2 separate regions of the Homo sapiens genome follow, and region 1 is linked to region 2. A link is an interaction called in ENCODE POLR2A ChIA-PET data of the cell type or tissue named here. Cell type or tissue: OCI-LY7. All regions are shown on one strand. Region 1 overlaps SLC71A1 (solute carrier family 71 member 1). Region 2 overlaps TRMT13 (tRNA methyltransferase 13).

Region 1 (8,000 bases), 76 kb after region 2:
ACTTTCTGGTGAAAATTTCATTATCTAGAAGGGTTTCCAGAAAAGGTAACATTAATGAATACAAATGTATACCAGATAGAAAACCACTGCAGCTACTTGTATATTAACATTTAATGGGCCAGAAAAAAATAAATGTAATTCATTTATAAACAAAGAATTCCTCAGAGGAAATACAACATATCTTAACATACTAAAAATGCCTACTTATCCATGGTGGGTCCCTCAATGTGGATATACTAAATTGGAGATACTTATCAAGAACTCAGAATCATTTTACAAATAAATATTGCAGTATTTTGTGCATTTTACATGTATTGGTTAAAGGCTTGATCTCCGTCTAGTGAGACTAGTGTCAAGGAGGAAAATACTTGTTTTTGCTCTCATTTTGGCTAGCTGCTCTACTTACATATGCTCTAAATCACAAAGAAGCTGGAGCAGGTGAAGGGGTTAAATCATCCCATCAATTCTATAGCCAACAAACTCAAACCACCTATATGGACAGGGAAAACTATCTTTCTCCCTAAGCCAAATATCTTAATATACCAAATAACCCCCATTAGAAATGCATAAGGAACATCAGCCACACAGAATAGGAGGTAAAGTCTAGTAGACCAAATAATATTCTTTTTATTTATTTATTTATTTATTTAATTTTGAGACGGAGTTTCGCTCTTGTTACCCAGGCTGGAGTGAATGGCGCAATCTTGGCTCACTGCAGCCTCCGCCTCCTGGGTTCAAGTGATTCTCCTGCCTCAGCCTCCCAAGTAGCTGGGATTACAGGTGCCCGCCACTACGCCTGGCTAGTTGTTGTATTTTTAGTAAGCATAGGATTTTGCCATGTTGGCCAGGCTGGTCTTGATCTCCTGACCTCAGCTGATCCACCCACCTTGGCCTACCAAAGTGCTGAGATTACAGGCGTGAGCCACTATACCAAGTCCAATGATATTCATTTTTAAAGGCCACTTCTATTACAGTTCTCTCAAGATTAAATATTTTTATTAAAGCACTAGACAATGAAAGAAAAGTCCACCTTAGTGGAAGAGGATTTTACCTGTCTGAGGTATAAAAAAAAGCTGGAATATTGGCCTGCCTCCGGTAGGTAGGAGAGAAACACTGTAATGCAGATCAGCAGCACTATGGAATCTTGGCCGACTTTTTTTAAGGACTAGAACAAGAAAAAGACTGATTGATATAAGGTTTTCTATCAAAACCACTGAACTATTCTTAAGAATACGCAGAGATTCCTTTTGGCAGTGTACTCATGGACAACTAGTTGTCCTTTTTATTTATTTCATATTCCCCAAACTATTCTGAAAAGTATTTCAAAATGTTAAAAGAAAAACCCAAGATGTTTTCCCTAAAGAAATATCCACAACAAAATATTAATGCTGCACTGAATCATGCACTTTTTTATCAAGGAGAAGGAAAAAGTATAAACTTACCGCAAAAGGGTCAGCTTGTTCCCAGGAAATGGGTGCTCCCCAGGATGCTGGCCGCATTTTCTCAGGCAACGACTCTGGCACAGCAACAAGGATAAAACAAATATCTAGCAAAGCTATTGCTGTAGCTAAGACCACCACCAAGCTGTCCCCATATACTCGTCCAAGATAAGCTCCAATTGCAGGACTGGTGACTAAACTTGCAGCAAATGTTGCTGAAACCTGCAATAAATTAAGGATAGACAGAGATTAGTCAGGCTACTTTTTTCCTCAACACCACATAACTCCTTTCATAATCTTGATTTATGTCAGGCCTTCTGTTGCACACCCTCCCTTTTCTCTTCCTACCTGTGCCATTTATCTTTTTTTCTTGTGGGGGCGAGAGTGGGGGAACTGGGTCTTGCTCTGTCGCCCAGGCTGGAGTGCAGTGGTGCCATCACGGCTCACTGTAGTCTTGACCTCTCAGGCTCAAGAGATCTTCCTGCCTGAAGATCTCCTGATGGGGCTACAGGCACACACCACCACGCCCAGCTAATTTTGTTTATTTTTTATAGAGGTGGAAGTCACGCTATGTTGCCTAGGCTAGTCTCGAACTCCTGAGCTCAAGCGATCCTCCCACCTCAGCCTCCCGAAGGGCTGGGAGTACAGGTATGAGACACCAAGCCTGGCCCCACTTTTCTTATACTCTCTCCTTTGGCAGGAAAAGTAAAGAATTAGATTCTTGCCTTAAAAACAGCCTGGACAACATGGAGAAACCCTGTCTGTATCAAAAAAGAAAAAAGAAAAATTAGCTGGGCATGCTGGTGTGCACCTGTAGTCTCAGCTACTTCAGAGGCTGAGGTGGCAGAATTCCTTTGAGCCAGAAAGGCGGAGGTTGCAGTGAGCCATGACAGCACCACTGCACTCCAGCCAGGGTGACAGAGTGAGACCGCATCTCAAAAATAAAATAAAATAAATGATAGCCTCTCAGGACACTGTCTTCAAACTTTCTAAGCCTTGGAGCCCTCTGTTCCAATAAATCCTACTGGCAAATTCATAGGTAAAAGAGATTTTTTTAAGAAGACTGGGTGTGATGGTTCATGCCTGTAATCTCAGCACTTGGGGAGGCCAAGGTGGGAGGACTGCGTGAAGCCAGAAGTTTGTGACCAGCCTGGGCAACACAGCAAGACCCTGCCTCTATTTAAATTTTTTTTTTTTTTTTTTTTTTTTTGAGACGGAGTCTCGCTCTGTCGCCCAGGCTGGAGTGCAGTGGCGCGATCTCGGCTCACTGCAGGCTCCGCCCCCGGGGTTTACGCCATTCTCCTGCCTCAGCCTCCCGAATAGCTGGGACTACAGGCGCCCGCCACCTCGCCCGGCTAATTTTTTGTATTTTTAGTAGAGATGGGGTTTCACCGTGTTAGCCAAGATGGTCTCGATCTCCTGACCTCGTGATCCGCCCGCCTCGGCCTCCCAAAGTGCTGGGATTACAGGCGTGAGCCACCATGCCCGGCCTATTTAAATTTTTTAACTCTTTTAGTTGAGGAAGGGTTGAGAGCCTGGGCACTGTACAAACACCCCTCCTTGACTGCCAGTCATGCTGGTCCTTAGGGGAGGGGTGTCTAATCTTTTGGCTTCCCTGGGCCACGCTGGAAGAACGGTCTTGGGCCACACATAAAATACACTAACAATAGCTGATGAGCTTAAAGAAAAAAAAACTGCATAATGTTTTAAGAAACTTTATGAATTTCTGTTGGGCCATGTGTGCAGCCTGTGGACCATGGGTTGGACAAGCTTGGTTAAGGGCATCTCCATAAACCCTTAAGTGCTCTCTGTGAAAGGAGTCTAAAATCCACTGCTCTAAGGAAATCCAATTTCACTGTGACTTTTCCAATATTAAAATTAAATGAACGTTTATCTTGATACATACTGAAGGGCTAGCTGAAATAAAGCTTAAAGACTTGGAGGTTCCTGTTCTCATGAATAATATGTTAAGCCCTGGAACAAAACTGAGCTTGGTAATCTTTTTAGTTGGCAGGGTTAGGAAGAATGAAATCACAGATAAATTAAGAACATCTCTAAAACTCTGAGGAAGTCTATTTTTTTAAGCCTGGTGAAGATGAAGATTAAAGTTGAAAAGGACACGAGTAGAGCAAACCTGTTAACCGCAGACATTTCTAGCCTACTGGACAACAGCCTACAAATTAGCAGATGTGACAGCAGGAAACACTTCATAAAAATAGCACTCTTAGTCAGGTGAGGTGGCACCTGCCTATAGTCCCAGCTACTCAGGAGGCTGAGGTGGGAGATCACTTGATCCCAAGAGTGAGTCCAGTCTGGGCAACACCCTGTCTGGAAAGGAAAGAGGAAAGGAAAGCAAAGGGAAAAGGAATGGAGAAAGGGGAAAGAAGAGGAGAGGAGAGAAGAGAAGAGGAAAGGAAAGGAGAGGAGGAGAAAGGAAAAGGGGAAAGGGGAAGAGAAAAGGGGAAGGAAAGGGTTAAAAAAGGGAAAAGGCTTAGGGAAAAGGCTTAAGGAAAAGGGGAAAGGGGAAGGGAAAGGAAAAGGAAAGAAAAAGAAAAAAGAAGGGAAAGGGAAAAGGGGAGGGGAAAGGAAAGGGAAAAGGGGAAGGGAAGGGAAGGGAAGGGAAAAGAGAAAAGGAAAGGAAAGGAGAAAGGTGAAAGCGAAAAGGAAAGGGGAAAGTGAAAGTGAAAAGTGGAAAGGGGAGGGGAGGGGAGGGGGAAGAGAAGGGCAAAGGAAAGGAAAGGGGAAGGGAAGGAAAGGAAAAGGACCATATTCTTTCAAAGCATAGAGATTAATGTTGGAATTTTATTCTGTTTCTATGCCATTTTTGACTTTTGGATGGAGAACTTAAACTTCACAAGAATGCTTACTTGCAACTCTATTGCTTAAGGCAAGCAATTCAATTTTCAAAGGTCAATTATTTGAACAAGTACATAAAATTCTAGTAATTTCAAACATCTAGCTATCAATCAAATGTCCATCAACTGATGGATAAGAATACACTACACAGCAATCAAAAAAAACTACTGGCCAGGTGCAGTGTCTCATGCCTGTAATTCCAGCACTTTGGGAGGCTGAGACAGGCAGATCACTTGAGTTTAAGAGTTTGAGACCATCCTGGGCAACATGGTGAAACTCCATCACTACAAAACATACAAAAATTAGTAGTCCCAGCTACTCGGGAGGCTGAGGTGGAAGGATCACTTGAGGCAGGGAGGTAGAGGGGAGACAGAGGCTGCAGTGAGCTGTAACGGCACCACTGCACTCCAGCCTGGGCAATAGAGTGAGACCCTGTCTCAAAAAGAAAAAAATTAGCTGGGCATGGTGGATCATGCCTGTGGTCCCAACTGCTTTGGAGGCTGAGGCAGAAGGATCGCTTGAGCCCAGGAAGCCAAGGCTTCAGTGAGCCATGATCATGCCACTGCACTCCAGCCTGGGGGATAGAGCAGGACCCTGTCTCAAAAAAAAAAAAAAGGAAAAGAGACAAAAATAGAACCTATTGATCTATAGTATCAACATGGATCAATCTCAAAAGATTATGCCAAGTGAAAGAAGTTAGACACAAAAGATGTTTTGTATTATTTAATTTCTATGAAGTTTCTAGAAAAGGCAAAACCATGGTGACAGAAGCTAAATTGTTGGTTGCTTGGGGTCACAGGTGGAGCATGGGGACAGATGGCAAACAGGGCTGAGGGAACATTTTGGGCTGATGGAAATGTTCTATAACTGGGTTGTGGTGGTTTTTTAAATGGTATTTAATATATTCACATGGGGGCCAGGCGCCATGGCTCACGCCTATAATCCCAACACTTTGGGAGGCCGAGGCAGGCGGACCAAAGGTCAGGAGTTCAAGACAAGACTGGCCAATATGGTGAAACCCCGTCTCTACTAAAAATACAAAAATTAGCTGGGCATGGTGGTGGGCATAGCTACTGGGGAGGCTGAGGCAGCAGAATCGTTTGAACCCAGGAGGCGGAGGTTGCAGTAAGCCAAGATCACACCTCTGCACTCCAGCCTGGGTGACAGAGCGAGACTCCGTCTCAACAAAAAACAAACTATATATATATACACACACATACATACACACACACACATACATATAAATATATATTTTCAAATGTAGTGGTTATTTTGTTATTGCAGCCCTAGGTGTGGTTTCAGAGGGACCCAGATCTCAGCAGGGCTCTGGCACAAGTGTGGGGAAAGGGAAAATGGTTCTCACTATGAGGGTCACTGAAGACATTTGAGGGCATTTACAGAGATCACATTTGTGACACAGTGAGCAAGTCAGTACAGTTGTTTCATGTCATTTCCCTTCTCCTCAGTTCTCTCCACTTGGTAGCCATTTCTTTCTGCTCAGAAAAAAGATCACAGGGGTCACCCCGCACCCCCCAACCCCCTTTTTTGGAGACAGGTCTCGCTCTGTGGCTCATGTTGGAGCGCAGTGGTGCGATCACGGCTCACTGCAGCCTCAACCTCTCAGGCCCAAGTGATCCTCTCACCTAAGCCTCCCAGGTAGCTGGGACTACAGGCACACACCACCACACCTGGCTAATTTTTAAAGTTCCTGTATAGATGGGGTCTCACTATGTTGCCCAGGCTAGTCTCAAACTCCTGGGCTCAAACAATCCTCCTGCCTCAGCCTCCCAAAGTGCTGGGATTATAAGCCACTGCACCTGGCCCCTCCAACTTTTTTTTTTAAGAGACAGGGTCTCACTCTGTACCCTAGACTGGAGTGTAGTGGCATGATCATAGCTGCAGCCTCAAACTCCTGGCCTCAAGCAATCCCCCTGCCTTGGCCTCCCAAACTGGTGGTATTACAGGCACATGCCACTGTGCCTGGCCACTTCCCCACCTTTTTTCTGCATCCATATTATTTCTAGAAGATTTCAGTGTTTTTTGTTTTGTTTTGTTTTGTTTTGTTTTGTTTTGTTTTTTGCCAGAACATGGCTTAATACACAGAACCTCCAGATTGAAAATTGTTAATTTCAAAACTTTGGCTATGGGAAAATAAATTACGTCAAAAAAACCAAACCAACGAACCAACCAACCAACCGACCAACCCCAAATTGGGTTATGGTGGTGTTTGCATAACAGTATAAATTTACTAAAATTCACTGAACTATACTCATAAAAAGGATAAATTTTATGGTATGTAAACTATAGCTTAATTAGACTATTTTTTAAATATCCTGGCTATCATCAGCCTTGTATCATTTAATGTTCCAAGTTTACAACTGAAATCATTAGTTCTTTTTCTTTTCACTTTTTTTTTTTTTTTTTTTTTAAATAGAGACAAGGTTTCACCATGTTGGCCAGGCTGGTCGTGAACTCCTGATCTCAAGTGATCCGCCTGCCTCAACCTCCCAAAGTGCTGAGATTACAGGTGTGAGCCACTGAACAGGCCAGAAATTATTAGTTCTTTTTCTAACTTTCTCTCTATAGGTGTTTCCTCCCCAAAAATCTTATGATTCTTCACTATAACGTCCTTTGAATCAGAAATCAGTCCCTTTTAAAACTAATTCAGCCCAACACAATATTCAGTCCTTATTTATCACAAGGTATTTGTCTCACATTTACCGAAATGCATCACTGTCCTATTTCTGGCTATTCAGTAGTGATCTATTATTGTGCCTATAGTAGTCATTCTATTACTAGGCTTTTTTCCTTTAATTCCTAGATTTGATAGATGACACATTATACTGCCATAATTTAGTTTACCAAAACAGTGTCCAGGAGTTGGCGACCTACCACTATGGCTCAAATCTGGCTGTTTCTTACATTTTTAAAGAGTTTATAAACATAAATACACATGCAAAAACAAAAGAATGAGACAGAGACTGTACGTGGCCCACAAAGCCACAAAAAAGGTTTGCTGATCCCTGAGCTAGATGTTAGCCTGTTGTATTTTAGATTAGACATTAAATGAGTAGTGATTTTTTTTAACTCTTGACATACTAAATAATTCTTATTTTTAGGATTCTGTTAAAAAGAACTCTACAAGGTAAAATATACTATAATTTCAATTCTGACATGTGACTTATGAATATCTACTAAATGAAAAGAATCAAAACTTACATAGCCTCATACCGCAAAAAAATTTTAAATGTAGTCTAATGAATGATTTTATTACAAAATATATTTTACGCAAAAATCTTGTAATGCAAAGGTTTGCACTCCTTATAATAATATTTATCTTAAAAACAAGGCATTTCTCAGCAGATACAAAAGGTATAGAATAAACATACATACCAGTCCATAAGCCATACTTCTTTCATGCTCTTGGGTTATATCTGCTACGTATGCAAATACCACAGAAAAAGTCACTGCAAAAACCCCAGAAACAGAGATAACAGCAAAGTACCACCTAGGAATGAAAGATAACAAGAAATGGTTAGAGCAATTACCATTGTTTTAATCTTCTTTCATTTTTATAAGTTAATTAAGCGTAAGAGCAGCTCATTTCAGTCAACAGCTTACTAGGATAGTTCATGGATTAACTATTCCATAAATATAAGCCACAGATATTATGAAAACATAGGGCTAGAAGGAGCCCTTCAATAG
Region 2 (8,000 bases):
GTTGGGTTTCCAGGCATAAGCCACTGTGCCTGGCCTGAATATTAGTATTTTAAGGACAGAAGTGGAAGGAGACTGTGAAATAAACAGAAGAATGGCATAGATGTAGGGGAAGAACCAGGAAATAAGAGTATCGCAAAAGAGAAGAAAATGGAATTTCAAAAAGGGTAAGCAACTGCAGCAGAGACAAAAGGAGGATTCAGATACAGTGAATCAAGGGAAAAAATTATGTGGAACATGAGAAATGGCCACTGTAGGTCAAAAGAGTGTACTCCCTCCTACCCCCGGGATGGAACTGGTTTACTTTAGAAGACTTTTATGAGGCTTAAATGAGATAAGGTATGCAAAAGTACAGTCATGCATTGCTTAACTATTGGTGTATGTTTTGGGAAATGCATTAGGCGATTTCATCATTGTAGGAACATCAGAGTGTACTACACAAACCTAGATGGTGTAGTGTAGCCTACTACACACCTAGGGTGTATGGCACAGCCTATTGCTCCTAAGCTACAAACCTGTACAGCATGTTACTGAATACTGTAGGCAACTGTAACACAATGGTATTTGTGTATCTAAATACAAAAAAGGTACAGTAAAAATATGGTATAATTTTATAGGACCACTGTCATATATGAGTCCATTGTTGACCAAATCATCGTTATGTTGTACATGACTATAGTCTTAAAAACTATGAAGGCCAACACAAATATATAGTACTCAATGCCATTTCCAGCCAATATGAATAATATCTATGGATGCTCCAAGTAATCCATATGGGTAGATGATGAAACTAGCAAAAGTTAGGAAGATGATGTAACAATAATTAACATTTATTGAGCACTATTATGTGCCAGACACTTTACATGCAACCCGGTAAATTATTAATATATTAGTATCTCTGTTTTATAGATGAGGTAACCAAAGCTCAGAAAGGTTAAGTAATTTGACAAGGTTACACAACAAAGCTGAAGGCTAGACTATCTGATTCTAAAGCACATGCTGTTTCCACTTTACCATGCTAGATCTGATGGATCAAAGTGCTAAGACAAGACATCTTAGATTTTTTTTTTTTGTCTAACATTTATTTTTTTCTTTTTCCCCAGAATCCTGAAACACAATAGTCTTTTAGTAGAAGAGGTTTCTGAGTTCTTTCTAAGCAACTACTCTAAAAAATCAGTAGCTTCTAGGTGGAATCATACAGTTTCCATAAATGGTCTTATTTTCCTTTTCTGGTTGAAATTTAACCCAAAGAACTTTAAGGTCTAATGTGATGCAGTATTTACATACAAAACTCTTAATTCATCCTGCAAAATGGCCAATATGAGCAGATAAATAGGAAAGCTATGCATCTAATAAAGCACAGGGCCAGTGCTCTATAAAGATTATTGAGTTGTAAACATAAGATATCTATTCAAAAGAGACCACTGAAATGGTTGGGGCCAGGTTAGGCCAAAACTTAATGCATTAATGTAAACATTATCAGTATGTTTACGTACCTGTTGCCATACCACACAGATGCTTTCCAATTCCTACCACAGGTAGTTTTTCTTCTCTTAGCACAGGAATCTTGTCTGAAATGGAAATGAGAATTAACTGTCTAGTGAAATAAAGTACATATTAATGTGGCCTTCCAAAAGAAAGAACTAATTAGAGTCTCTGAATTTTAGCCTGAAAGAGACTCAAACAAAAATTATCACTTTATGGAACCCAACATATAACATAAGAACTTGTTTAGGGTTCATAACATCAGAAAGTTAATATATTCAGCTAAATAATTTTAAATACATTGATTTCTATACAAATGCTGGGTTGCTTTTCATGGCTGGATTAAAATTGGTGAATGGAAGAGGTTGCAAAGATATGTTTGCATTATTTTCTTTGGATAATCTGAAAAATAGAAAAGGTATAAAAAGGGCACTACAGAGGTTGATTGAGGAGTTTGTGTGTGTATGTGTCTGTGTGTGTTTTGTGTATGGAATATGAATCCCACAGTGATGACTTCTTTTGTACAATTTAAAATTCTAGGAAGTATCTTTTACACATTAGCTAGGCAGAGAAATATCTCATTTTCTTTCATGGTTTAGGTAAAGTCACGTTAACTGCAGGCAGAAGGCTAGTTTATAGTTTGAACAGACTCAAAATTAATTTAAACAGGACAAAGAAACAACAGAAGTACATATTATAAAACTTTTAAACTCTTCCCTAATATAACACTTCATTTCCACTTGATACTGAAAATTTTTAAAATTCTCAACCTTAATTCAATTTACATCTATTTAAAAACATTATATAAAACATTCTATATTAACAATGAATTGATTTGACTGTTTTCCCTGAAGCACAGTTCTGCATGATTGGATTTCTAAGCAACCTCAGAGTTTAAAACAGTTATGATTTATTTGTAGACCAATGGAAAGTTACACAACTTACTCAAACACAAGTGTTGAATATCAATTTGAAGTCTTTCAAACACTGAATTTTTCTTTCTGTGTTTTCCATCCACCTGCACAAACAGAACATTATTGTAATAATCACTTCTTACATTTAAAAAAGCTTTATGAAAATAAAAAGATTTTTATTGGTTTTCAAAATTCAGAGCAACAGAACATATTTAAAAATTAAGATTGTACATTCTTTGATGAGAACTTCAAAATATCACACTTTTTAAAAAAGATTTGAAAATGTTTATCAATTATTACATAGACATTATTTCCTTTAACCCTAAAAATTCCCAATTCACTGACAAAGGAACTGAAGTTCACAGATCTTAAGTGATTTATCTAAGATTGTCTACTAGCTCCTTTATCTTTGTCACTCCTGGTGTACTATTTTTGGTTCGCTCCTCTTCTTGCTCTCCTGAAAGATCACAACCATTCTAATCTATACCTATGTGCCCACGACCGGCTGATCTACATTTGTGGCTCAGGCCTCTCCAATGGGCATCAGACACATACTCAATTGTGAACTAGAAAGCTCTACTTCACCAGCAAACTGGACACATTCAGAACTGAACTCATTATTTCTGTCTCCAAAACCATCCTTCCTCTTGTGCCTCCTTCATTCCTTATCTCAGGAAAGAACACCACTTAGTCACCTAAGCCATAAAAATCCTACCGAGAATTACTCCTTATCTCTCATATTCAATTACTAACAAATCACCAACTCTTGTGGCTTCCAACATCTTAATATTTCTCATACTCTTGCCCTCCTCTCCATCCCAATGCAATAGCTTTAGCTCTGGCCTCTTTCTTACTTGGATTGTTGGACAAAAATTATCTTTATTATTAATCTCTCTAAGTATCAGACTCTTCTAATATAGTTTTAATGGTGCTGCTAGGATAAACTTTGAAAAATTTCCTTCTACTTTACCAACTCTTACATATTATTTCAATCTCATCTCAACTGTCACTTCTGCAAAAACTTCTATGACCCACACTAGACTGAGGTTGGTGCTCTATCTTCATGCTCCCATAGGATTGGGTACTTACCACTATCAAAACACACTTAGCATACTGAACACAAATATTTATATGTCTACTCCACTAGACGTAAGCTTCCTCAAAGCCAAGAACTAAATCTTTTTTCTATTGTATCCCCACCAGACAGCAGCATAGTCAAACTCCTTCCTTAGCATAAAATATGAGACCTTCTATAGGCTAGCCATCCTCTCCAGTCCCATCATTGCTGAACTCTACTTTGCACCATGTACTCCCATTATACAGGAATGTTTCCATATTTTCCTGTTATTTCAGGTATTTGGTTACACTGTTCTTGCTTCCTAGAATGCTTCTCAAACTCTCTAACAAACACCAATTCACCTTTCAAGATTTAGTTCAAGCATCACCTTTTCTACATAGTCATTCTCCATCTCTTCCCTGCAATAGAACTTGTCACTCCCTTCTTTGAAACCATGCTGTACTCTGTGCAGACCTTTCTCGTATTTTAACACTTCACTACAATCATTTATGTATTTGCCTGGGTCTCTTTTCTAAATATAAGTAATAAAGTGGCTGGGCACAGTGGCTCACACTTGTAATTCCAGCACTTTGGAAGGGTAAGGTGGGAGGATGGCTTAAGCTCAGGAGTTCGACACCAGCCTGGGCGACAAAGTGAGACCCTGTCTCCACAAAAAATTTTAAAAAATTACCTGGGCATGGTGGCGTGGGACTATAGTCCCAGCTACTCATGAGGCTGAAATGGGAGGATTATATGAGCCCAGGAGGTCAAGGCTGCAGTGAGCCACGATCCTGCCACTGTACTTCAGCCTGGGTGGGGCCTGGCAGTATGCTCAAAAATTGTTTAATGAATGAAGGGCAAGTGGCAAAGATAGGAGTAGAGCCCAAGACTTTTAACTCCTAGCTTGAGCTTGGCTCTTTCTATATATTTTCCTGTCTCTGCAAATAATTTTAAGAATTCAGATCAATGGACTATCAAAACTTAGATTAAAAAATTCACCTTCAGTTTGAGTTATCAATACAATTAGAACTAATAAAAAGCTACAACAAACAGATAAAGAAAATTCCTTTCCTTTCTTTTAAGAAATGTTTCTATCACTTTTTTCCTGAATACAAAAAATGAAAACAAGTTTGGTTACTAACACAGAGCAATGGTTTCACTTACCTTGAATCTTGTGGTCACCTTTTCCACTAGGATGAAGTGAACTTTTTCAGCATCTTTTAAGGCAATATCAACCCAATGAGATAATTTTCCCTTTCCCGCTCCAAACTCAACAAAGCATCTTCTTGGACCAAGTAACTTTAAATTTTCAATGTTACCTAAAATAGAAGCCTGCAAACTTCACAAGATTATTTTATAAACTAGAGTAAACACATTTGGTTCAAATGGGAAAACAGCAAGGTAATTTCTGCATAAGGCAGTATGCTTACATTGATAATTTGTATTTGACTTAAAATTTTTCTCTCTTGCCTTTAAATATTTAATATACGGTACTCAGAATCACATCCATGCCCTCAATTTTTTGTATATGTTTCTATATATTTTTGAAATGGAAATATTTGGTACCCTCAAAGGTAAACAAAATAAAATCTTATTAATAATTACATTTAAAACAGTTTTAACAAATGAACAAAGGCCATGTTTAGTAGTTACTATAGCCTAAACATACCTGCTGTTTCAGGTGCTTGGTTGCAGAATCGCCATTTTTAGGGTCATTAAGTGCATCGTGTAATGCTGGATGGGACATAATATGATCTTTAAGTGTAGAATTCAAGCCTGTGCCAAATATAAGCACAACAGCTTAAGCAGCCAAACATGTAATTGTAGGATTCTGAACAATAGTAGTAACATATTTTAAACCAGAATGGTATCAACTCATATACCACCTAATTACTCTAAAATAATTGAACTTGCAACTTTAGGCAGTCTTACCTTCACTTGCTTTTCTCAATTTCTTAATTAACTTTTCCAACTGCTCTTCAGATAGAGAAGAAATTGGAACCTATATACAAAAATAAAACTAAATAATGTAGCCAAAAATTGCTTTAAAGTAGCATAACAGAGACTGAGTAGAGGTTTACCAACTGGGCAAATCCCATGACAGCTTAGGCTCTTCTCTCTATCAAGCCTTTTCCCTAAGCTGCCATCAGAATTGTCCAACTGCTAAATTTCTACTCCGTCTTTGCTGTGCTACTTTAATTTTCCTAACTTCCTCAAGGTCAAGAACAAGTCTAGGCTCAGAAGGGTTCAAGAATCAAAGGGGATTCAGGGCCATATTGTAGCTTCTTTTGTTATGGGGCATGAGCTGGTCTGGGTCTAGGAACTAACCATCACTAACAATATTAAGTCTACAGGAAAATGCATTCTAAATTAAAAACAGACTTGAGACAAAAATTAGAACATGCCTTATTCACATCATGAAGAGAGCTTATAAATATCTTTTAAAATTAAATATTAAGTCAATGTACTTACTAATTGTTCAGGTATTTCTGTTTCATCTCTTAAGCCTGCATTAATATCTTGAATATAGAAATCCTTAACAAAAACAAAACCATAAAAGAACTGTTAATAATGTGTAGCTCACAAAAATTAAACTAAAATACTGATTCTTCCCTTTATCCCCTGCTCTGTACCTGCCATCCTCCCTTCCTCCATTCATTTCTTCATGAAATCACTATTGAATATTTACTCTAGGCCCTAGTTTGCTTTAGGTATTGGGCACTCCACCACAGTAGATAACAAAAGTGACAAAAATATGTGTTCGTGGATCTTATATTCTAGTGAGGTGATTATCTGAATAAGCACTTACAGTTTAAAGAAATTCATTTGTAACACTTATTAAAAGTTCTACAGCCTAGACTGTTGACAGCATACACTGAGAACTGTAATAATTTTGTCTTATAGTGCTAAAGTAAAAACAGCAAAGTACTAACTACACAATGCTGCTTATCAGACATGCAGCATGACCAAAAACAGATAAGACAAAGATATTATAACAATAAGTCTGATTTCTTCTATTTTAAAATATTAATTAAAACTTGAAAATATAAATGTCCTGTCACACTATTTAAATTAACGTAATGAAGCCAGGCACAGTGGCTCAGGCCTGTAATCCTAGCACTTTGGGAGGCCAAGGCAGAAGGATCCCTTGAACCCAGGAATTTGAGACCAGCCTGGGCAATATAGGGAGACCCTGTCTCTAAAATAAACAAAGAAACAAACAAACACACATAATGAAATCTTTCTAGTCTGGCTTCAGAAATACAGATTCTAGGTAAGGATCTGCATTACCATTGTCCAACAGAACTTTCTGCAATGATGGAAATGTTCTACATCTGCTCTGGCCAATATGGCAGCCACTGAAATATGACTAGTGTGACTGAGAAACTAGATTTTTAATTTTATTTAGTTTTAATTCAAATTTAAATAGTCATATGTGGCTAGTGGCTGCCATACTGAACGGTGTGGATCTAGATGAATGAAAAAGTACTGTTTCTACAAATCCTGTTTCAAAAGTGAAAATAACTCTTGGGGACATTATGTTATGTGTAGTAAATGGACTTTTGTTACATGGAGGCAGAAAGGTAACATCCTGATTGTGTGTTGCTAGCTTTACCTATATGGACAGAATGTGTGTTGCTTGCAATGGAAACTGGTGATTGAGTGGAATGAGTGAAGACTGCAGGAATTACAATGTTTTACTGCAGGAATTACAATGTTTTACTGCAGGAATTACAATGTTTTACTGGATAACGGAAAAAAACTATAATAGAAAACTAGCTGTTAAGTATTAGAATTTGATGTACTCTTAGTTCAAAATGGTTGCCAAGAGTGCTCCAGGTAACTTACGTTGTAGATTAGATTTTTAAATGTGAAAACTATTTATACTGGAGAAATTTATAACCAACTAACTTTTATTTAGTATACAAAATTTAAAAAAATTGTTCACCAGTTTCCCAAAGTAAAGCAGAATAGTGATATGCCTTTACCTGGGTTCCAAGTGTCCTACTCTACATAGTGAACCAGATAAATACTGCTTTGCATTTCTTTCTTCGTCTCATCATTCCACCGCTTTTCTCCATTTCCTTGCCACTGTGTGTTGGTATGCAGTGAAACTCACCCAAGGGTTTCCATTTTTAATAAATTTATCTATCCTCTCAAACTTTTCTCTGAACACATATTGCACATGCTTGCTTTAACTGAAACCTGGAACTTAGGTAAGGAAGATATTTGCAAACAAAGCCAATGTTCTCTCTTTCTATTAAAGGGGCTAAGTCCTAAGTAGGTGGTGGTGGTGAGGGTCATCATTTTTCTTCTACACCATCTTAATGTAAAAATACTTTCTAAACTTATGCCATCTGGCCCAGTGGTTCTCAACTGGGAGGCATTTGGAAATGAATGGGAGTATTTTGTTGTCAAAGTAACTGAGCGGTGCTATTGCAAGACATCCTCCCATAAGTCTCGATTTTCTATGAGTCTTAGAAGCAAAGGCACTGATTATCTTTTTTCCCAGACTACCTTTTCAAGGGAGCTTGTATACCAAGCAC

Evidence for each region. Peaks named below come from ENCODE experiments on the same cell type or tissue, not always from the same donor. Only the 100,000 strongest peaks of a DNase experiment are listed, where the experiment ranks them.
Region 1: POLR2A ChIA-PET joins it to region 2 with 5 read pairs; 4 of 35 experiments call an interaction of 5 or more read pairs at or near these places.

What each region holds. Positions count from the first base shown.
Region 1 is chr1:100,061,638-100,069,637 of GRCh38, reverse strand. SLC71A1 (solute carrier family 71 member 1) reads right to left here. Exons shown (of 12, transcript NM_033055.3): 5 at 7,689-7,803; 6 at 1,443-1,661; 7 at 1,052-1,165; 8 at 1-24. Among named protein-coding and RNA genes, the nearest start is that of SLC71A1, 28 kb to the right of the region's middle. In OCI-LY7, no CTCF peak of the experiment used is centred here; a DNase peak (open chromatin) is centred at 3,607; H3K4me3 peaks cover 1,076 bases; H3K27ac peaks cover 2,282 bases.
Region 2 is chr1:100,137,637-100,145,636 of GRCh38, reverse strand. It overlaps TRMT13 (tRNA methyltransferase 13), which reads right to left. Exons shown (of 11, transcript NM_019083.3): 4 at 5,926-5,988; 5 at 5,386-5,455; 6 at 5,123-5,229; 7 at 4,618-4,785; 8 at 2,428-2,500; 9 at 1,494-1,568. Among named protein-coding and RNA genes, the nearest start is that of TRMT13, 8.5 kb to the right of the region's middle. In OCI-LY7, no CTCF peak of the experiment used is centred here; no DNase peak of the experiment used is centred here.